Regions from separate parts of the Homo sapiens genome. Here regions 2 and 3 are each linked to region 1. A link is a loop called in an ENCODE intact Hi-C map of the cell type or tissue named here. Cell type or tissue: A673. All regions are shown on one strand. Region 1 has its middle 19 kb from the start of TMEM121. Region 2 has its middle 27 kb from the start of FAM30A. Region 3 has its middle 94 kb from the start of FAM30A.

The links. A loop is a pair of places that touch in the nucleus more often than their neighbours do. Peaks named below come from ENCODE experiments on the same cell type or tissue, not always from the same donor. Only the 100,000 strongest peaks of a DNase experiment are listed, where the experiment ranks them.
Region 2: a loop joins it to region 1, with 4 times the contacts of the local background. A loop is called at or near these places in 11 of 110 quality-filtered maps.
Region 3: it touches region 1 in a loop (4-fold over the local background); 4 of 110 quality-filtered maps call a loop at or near these places.

Annotation. Positions count from the first base shown.
Region 1 is chr14:105,544,059-105,546,558 of GRCh38, forward strand. It overlaps the pseudogene ELK2BP. Among named protein-coding and RNA genes, the nearest start is that of TMEM121, 19 kb to the left of the region's middle. In A673, no CTCF peak of the experiment used is centred here; no DNase peak of the experiment used is centred here.
Region 2 is chr14:105,944,172-105,946,671 of GRCh38, forward strand. It overlaps IGH and the pseudogene IGHVII-1-1. Among named protein-coding and RNA genes, the nearest start is that of FAM30A, 27 kb to the left of the region's middle. In A673, CTCF peaks have their summits at 977 (motif pointing left), 1,190 and 1,895 (motif pointing right); a DNase peak (open chromatin) is centred at 950; H3K27me3 peaks cover 378 bases.
Region 3 is chr14:106,010,801-106,013,300 of GRCh38, forward strand. It overlaps IGH and IGHV4-4. Among named protein-coding and RNA genes, the nearest start is that of FAM30A, 94 kb to the left of the region's middle. In A673, CTCF peaks have their summits at 1,034 (motif pointing left) and 1,235; a DNase peak (open chromatin) is centred at 1,011.

The sequences.
Region 1 (2,500 bases):
TCGGAAGCACAAATCATAAGGCAGATGATTGAAAAGACAGCTTACATGAAAATTCAGAAAATACTTCCTGACTGTTCTGTGCTTGGCTTCCTTCACCTGTAAAATGGGGAGTTAATTTAACTAAGGGGTTGAGAGCAGCCCCCAGGCCATTGTAAGTGCTTCGTGTGCTACATGTTATTACAATAATCAGTATTTCATGCCCTTTAAAACATCTCTAGTAATGCTTTTTCCCAAAACATCAATTTTGCCTGACAGTAAAATGCCACAAACTTGTGAGTTTTGTGAGCTACTGTGTGCCTGGTTTATCTTTTCCCATGATTTTCCCTCCTAACTCTTCTGTGTCATTTTGTTTTGTGTGTGTCTCTTGAAAAACCACATAGCTGGATTAAGAGCATCCATCTTTTAACTGGAGAATGTAGTCCATGTCTTTTTATTTTCATTACTCGTTATTTATTTCTACCTCCTTATTTTGTGTTTCTATTTGTCTTGCTTTTTCTGAGTATCTTTTAAATCGTTTTCTTATTTCTTTAGGAGTTATTTTCCTCACTTAATCTTTCTTCTTCTGATTTAGAAGTTATACATTCAGTTTCTATTCTTTTGTTAAACAAATTTTAAATTTTACCTTTTAGAGACAAGGTCTCACTTGTCACCCATGCTGGGTGCAGTGGTGTGATCATAGCTCACTGCAACCTCAACCTCTTGGGTTCAAACGATCCTCTAGCCTTAGCCTCCCAGTAGCTAAGACTACAGGCATGGGCCACAACACCTAGCTAACTTTTAATTTGTTTGTAGAGACAGGATCTTGCTATGTTGCCCAGGCTGGTCTCAAACTTCTGGGCTCAAGTGAGCCTTCTGCCTTGGCCTCCCAAAGTGCTGGGATTATAGGTATGAGCCACTGTGCCTGGCCTGGCATCTTGTTTTTATATGGTATTGAAAAGCTAAACATATTTGGGTCTGTTATTAACATGAGAAGCTGTACTATGAGGAAGCGTGTTTTTAAAAATTATGAAATGTTAGGCTGGGCGTGGTAGCTCATGCCTGTAATCCCAGCACTTTGGGAGGCTGAGGCAGGCGGATCACATGAGGCCAGGAGCTAGAGACCAGCCTGGCCAACATGGTGTAACTCCATCTCTACAAAAAATACAAAAACTAGCTAGGCATGGTGGTGCATGCTTGTAATTCCAGCTACTTGGGAGGCTGAGGCACGAAAATCGCTTTAACCTGGGAGGTGGAGTGAGCCAAGATTGCACCACTGCACTCCACTCCAGCCTTGGCAACAGAGCAAGACTTTGTCTCAAAAAAAAAAAAAAAAAAAAAAAGTTGTAAAAGGATTGTGGAAAAGGGATCTTATGTGGTTAAAGTCGGCACCGTCCCCCAAATCACCAACCCCCAGGTCCCAAGGCCTGGGCTGGGCCAGGGCTGACAGGGAAGCCCAGGAGTCTTTTGAACCCACTCTTCCTGCCTAGAATAGAGACAGGACAGGCTTTATGTCCCCCATTCCTCCCTCCCAACTCCAGGGACATTGAAAGTGTCCTTTGTACCTACCTGCAGGAAATTGGGGGGCTGGGAGGGAGGGAACTGAAAATACACATTTGTTATCAAAAATAAACCCCTGAGGGGGAGGCGGCAGGAAGATTGCCCCCCACATCCCTTCCTTCACATCCACCCCACCAAATATAGGAAGAGATGACTCCCTCTCCTCTATTGAAAAGCCCCATTTAAAAATAGATTATACTATCAAAATGGCAGCAGGGGAGAGACAGGGAGACCTGGAGTACTGGCTGGAGGGGCCCCCCAGACAGGAACCACCCCCACAAAACCCCTCCATGGGAGGAAACAGGCAGGACCCCAGGGAGTTTGGCAGACAAAGGAATGGCTTCTCAGGGGGAAGAAGAACAAAGGGACATTCCTCCCTGGCCAAAAAGTTGGTTAAAAAAGGATAAGCTGTCTGAGAGAAAGGTTGAGGAGGTGGAAATTTCTATTCCAAGGGTGTGATTCTGCCTTGGCCAAGACTCCCAACCCATTAAATGGTACAAATTCTTCCTGGACCCCGAGTATGGCCAGGAATAATAAAACGAAACTAACTTCTACTCACATCCTAAAATGGACACAGGGCTCCCTCATCTCCCCACGGGCAGGCCGAGGAATGAAGAAAGAAAGGTCGTTCTCAAGCCAGACCCCGATTGTCCTGTCTTGGGGAAAAAAGCGGGGAGGTGGGGGAGACGTCCTGACCACCCTAATAGGTTAGGTCAGGCGCTTCCCAGTGGCCTTCAAAAAATAAATAAATAAACCGCCCCTACCATTGAAGTAGGAGACGTGTCAGGGCAGCCACTGGGGGACGGACAGAAAAGAGAGAAAAGAGAGAAGCTGTGGAAGCTGAGTGTTTTCTGTGGAGGAGTTAATGAGAGTCACTCCTGGGAGAAATCCTTCCCAAGGATCCCCACCCCACCACAATCAGAGCATGAGTCTTTCAGTTGAACTGTGTTTCTCCTTGAGAGAG
Region 2 (2,500 bases), 400 kb after region 1:
GCTTTCCTTGTGTAGGCTCTGTGTAGTTTTGGGTCCACAGGTTTCTGGTGATTTCCCCCTGATATCGAGTAGTTTCTTTTCATGCAGGCATAAGTCAGGCATAAGTCAGTTCTCAGCCCCAAACCTGAGGGATCCCCCTCCCTGCGGCAAGTCTCCAGCTGTTCTCCCCCCGCCCCACCCCGGCCCATCCTGGCTGCACAGCAGCCTGCTCCCCGGTGCTCCTCCCCTCGGGCTGCTGCTGCCTTGAACTCTGCTCTCTGTCCGCTCAGCTCACTAAGCCTTTCCGTGTGTCCTGGCAGCTGCTTTCAGGCAATAGCAGGATTCGTTCATTTGTTTTTCTTTTCTCAGGGGTTATGATCCTGTGATGCTTGTTTCCAAATGTCTGAAAACTACTTTTTCAAAACATTTCCACCTCAGTGTTCTATTTGTTTAAGGAATGTGGGTAAGTGCATTTTACCCACAGGGCTTGAACCAACATTCAAAATTTTATGTTAGAACCTGTTAAAGACAAAGGGCAAAACTGATCACAAACTCAAATGCAGGACAGTTGCACTGCGATTCTTTTTTCGTTAGGTTACAGCCCTTATGTGTTGTACTCCGCGGGCGCAGGCTGAGAGCCGTCTGCACCTTTGTTACTGCGGCCCGACGCCCTCTTGCCAGGGCCACAGCAGCATCCCCCGGGTCACCGAGCCGGGGCTTTCCCACGTGCCTCCTTACAATTGCTATGTTTCTGCAAGCAGAGGCCCAAGGAAGTATGAAGCACTCCTCAATATCTAAATTAGCTAGCAAAACTCTACAGGGTGATTAAAAAAAAAAAAAAAAAACAACTGTGAAGGTGAGAGGTGCAGTGAGTCCTTGGCAGAGGCCGTTTGCTCAGGGAAAGTAAAACCAATGACCTGACTCAACGCGGACACGTCTGCCCCGCCCCCTAAAACCTGCTTCTGGGGCCGCTGTGTGGTCTGGAGCGCCGCCTGGTGGTCTTGTGCTTCCCTGCAGGGAGGTTTGTGTCTGGGCTCACGCTGAGGTCCCCATTCTGTCTCCCACGGGAATGTGCGGCCCTGCCCTTGGCCATCACGGAGCTCAGCTGCAGGGATAACTGGGCCTTGGATGTGTCTCTACAGATGGAGAGTTGGCCCAGAAAGGCTGGGCTGAAGTGTGTGCTGCCCCTGGAGCTGAGGTGCCCCAGCGCCTTCCCAGAGGGCTGCTGGGTCCAGGCCCAGAGGTCTGTGAGGACCTCACCAGCCCTGGGCATGACTCCAGTAGCTGCATCTGATGCAGGACACTCAGGGACAAGAAGCAAAGAGATGAGTCACAAGCGGACACCACAGCCCACAGCCCCCGTTCTGAAATCTCTGAGACACTCACATGGAGGTACAGCCATCAGGCAGAGGACGACACACAGAGATCTCATGTTTTCCTCAACAAGGGGCTCGACTTTCTCAGTGGCCTCTCCAGGACAGAACAAGAAAAAATAACTGGCTGTCTCTAGTTTGAGGTTGCATTTCGCTGGGTCTCTGGGATGGAAATGTGTCTTGTGTCTTCAGGAGTCTGCAGGGCAGCCGCTGCTGTGACTCAGGTAGAAACTTCTCTCCCCTGATGTCCTGGCCCCTCGTTATCCCTGCCACAGTGCAATCAGACTGGGCACCGCTTTAGGGAGAAACGGAGGACATGGAGTGAGGGCAGGGTAGTGGAGACTATTGAAGAGAGTCAAAACTCTCCAGGGGTAGAGACGCCTCCAGGACCCCTTGGCATTGTTTTCTTCACTTTGCAGGAGTAGGAAGGAGCTGAGAGTCTAGACAGAGCCTCAGATGCACAACCCTGATTTGGCATATCGGGGAGCAATCTCATCAGCCCAGGAGAAGGCCCAGGAGAAGGGGCAGCTCTTTGTGCCTCTGCAGAGAAGCGGCAGGGACTGGGAGGACATTTTCCCTGCCCAGCAGGTGGTGCTGCCTCCTTGTTCCCTGCCTGGCACAGCCTCGGGGTGCAGCTGCTGGCTTTCCCAGGGTCTGTGGAGAGCGTCTTCTTGGTACTTCCTTAACGTCAAATAAAGTGAATGCCTTCTCAATGCACATCTTAATTCATCATTGGAAAGGCCAAGACACACGCACACACACATCTATATGTTTTTCTGACAAGAGCTAGAGACAATTGATAAGTATGTTATCTGACTGTAGTTCACCTTAAGGAGGAAAAAACTATTAAGAAATTTCTTAAGTGTAAATTGTGCCTAATTATGAGTAAATTAGTAACAGAAGTAAAAAATAATAACTGCAGTCAACTTATACACTTTAAAAGAATACTCTGTGAAACAATGACGTGTTATCAAAAAAGGGACACTTAATTTGTTATGTGTGGTGATGGTCAATGAGCAGACTCGTGTTCTTGCTGGAGAAGTCGCAGCATCCCCACAGGTGGACTTCCTGCAGCAATCTTGTGTGTCTCACACTTCTGTCCAAAGCATGTAAGGGGGGAACTCAGTGCGCACAGGAACCTGACGCCT
Region 3 (2,500 bases), 470 kb after region 1:
ATTTTAGAGAGTAGAAGACACAGGGGTGACGCTGGAGTGGTTTTCTTTGGGATACTTGGGGAGCAGCAGAAGGTGGGCCGGGATCAGGACTCCATCTGGCTGGTTCTCATGATCTACATGGATTCTCATAGTGGAAAGTGAGAGACATGACCTAGAACACAGCCCCCCAGGGCTGATCTCAGAGAAGCCTGCTAAGTGAATGACTCAGCAGAAATGTGGTGGGGTTTTCATCTTGGATCTATTTTTCTTTATAAAAATAATCTGAGAGATGTGTCAGCCTCGGTGGGCTGCTTCTCCCTCCAGGAGACGGAGCTAACACAATTGTATCTGTGAATCTGCTTGGCTTTCCATCAGAAGATACCACAGACTAGGTAGTTTCAAATAACAAATATTAATTTTCTTATTGTTCTGGAGTCTTGACGTCCAAGATCTGGGTGCAGAAAGGGTTAGTTTTTTGAGAGCCCTCTTCCAGGCTTGCAAAGGGCCACCTTCTCATGCAGCGCGTCCCCACATGGCCTCTCCTCTGTGTGCATGTGGAGAGAGAGGCCTCTGATGTCTTCCACTTCCCATAAGGACAAGAGTCCTACTGGATTAGGGTCCCACATTTATGACCACAGTTAACTTATTTGCCTTCTTAAAATCCCTCTCTCCAAATACAGAGCCACTGGGATTGGGGTTTCATCACATGAATTTAAGAGCAGGACACGATGCAGCCGATGACGCCAATCAAGAGATGGTGGGAAGCCTTGAAATATTTTTTCAAGAAGGTAAAATGGGCCTTGTGGGAATTTGTTGAAAAAAAGGTGCCAGTGACTGTTAAAACCTTAATGGTAAACAGAGAAATTTCTCCCTTCTTTCTTGCCTGCAGCGAGGATGTGAGGAAGCAGAACCACAGATAATAAAGAAAGAGGAGGCCTGGGGACAGCTGAGGTCCTGGCGAGGAGGGAGAGCACTGAGCTGATGAGGAAGCCCCGCCCTCCCTGCACCTGCTCCAGACCCGGCCTCTTGCTCTGTGGGCCCCGCGCGCCCCCTGCTGGCTCTGAGCAGCACCTGCGCCGGTCCCCTCCGCCTCCCTGCAGGGAGGTTTGTGTCTGGGCTCACACTCACCTCCCCTCACTGTGTCTCTCGCACAGTAATACACGGCCGTGTCCGCGGCGGTCACAGAGCTCAGCTTCAGGGAGAACTGGTTCTTGGACTTGTCTACTGATATGGTGACTCGACTCTTGAGGGACGGGTTGTAGTTGGTGCTCCCACTATGATAGATTTCCCCAATCCACTCCAGCCCCTTCCCTGGGGGCTGGCGGACCCAACTCCACCAGTTACTACTGCTGATGGAGCCACCAGAGACAGCGCAGGTGAGGGACAGGGTCCCCGAAGGCTTCACCAGTCCTGGGCCCGACTCCTGCAGCTGCACCTGAGACAGGACCCCTGTGAACAGAGAGACCCACAGTGAGCCCTGGGATCAGAGGCACCTCCCATACCCCCATGTCTGCAGCCTTGAGACACTCACATCTGGGAGCTGCCACCAGGAGGAGGAAGAACCACAGGTGTTTCATGTTCTTGTGCAGGAGGTCCATGACTCTCAGAAAGTATTTCCCATGTGAGCTGGACCCTGAATTTAAGGAAATGTGTGGTGGTTTCCTGTGGGTGCCTAAGTGAGGATTTGCATGTAGGTGGTGCCTTTGTATAAAGAGGTGAAAAGGGATGAGGGAGGCCCCAGTCTTTTAGGCTCGCCCTGGGATGAGGATGCTTGCTTTGCCCTTTGAGAACTCAGTTCTCTTCCTGGGGCCTCAACTAGCCATGCCCTGGCTCCTCTTTTCCCAGGTGAGGAAGTAGATTGGAACAGCAGCTTAACGTAATAATCATGTGAGTTCAGACACACCAGGATTCACTTAATGTATAGTTCGGGACCTCCATCATGTTTAGAGGGAATCTCTCTGTTCTAGGGAGTGGGCCATTTTTTTAAAATTTTTAAATTAAAATAAATTTTTTAGATGAACTTTTGCTCCTTTGCCCAGGCTAGAGTGCAGTGTCCCGATCTCGGCTCACCGCAACCTCCGCCTCCTGGGTTCAAGTGATTCTCCTGCCTCAGCCTCCCGAGTAGCTGGGAGTACAGGCACGCACAACCACCCCCGTCTAATTTTTATATTTTTAGTAGAGATAAGGTTTCACCATGTTGGCCAAGCTAGTCTCAATGTCCCGACCTCAGGTGATCCACTTGCCTTAGCCTCCCAAAATGCTGGGATTACAGGCCTGAGCCACCATTTTAACTAAGGCACTGGGAGCTGCCCTCTGAGACCTTTTGAGTCCTGGAATTCTTTCTGAGACCTTAGGAAAAACTCGTGGGACATATCTTCATCATTCTCAATGTGTGACCCTGAGGATGTGTCCTGACCTCTGTACACTTCTGTGTGAAAGAGTAGATTGTGAATTGCAGTGAAAATTTCATATGTAAACTCTATAATAGGTCAGCACTGGAGGATATTCTCATTACCAAGAT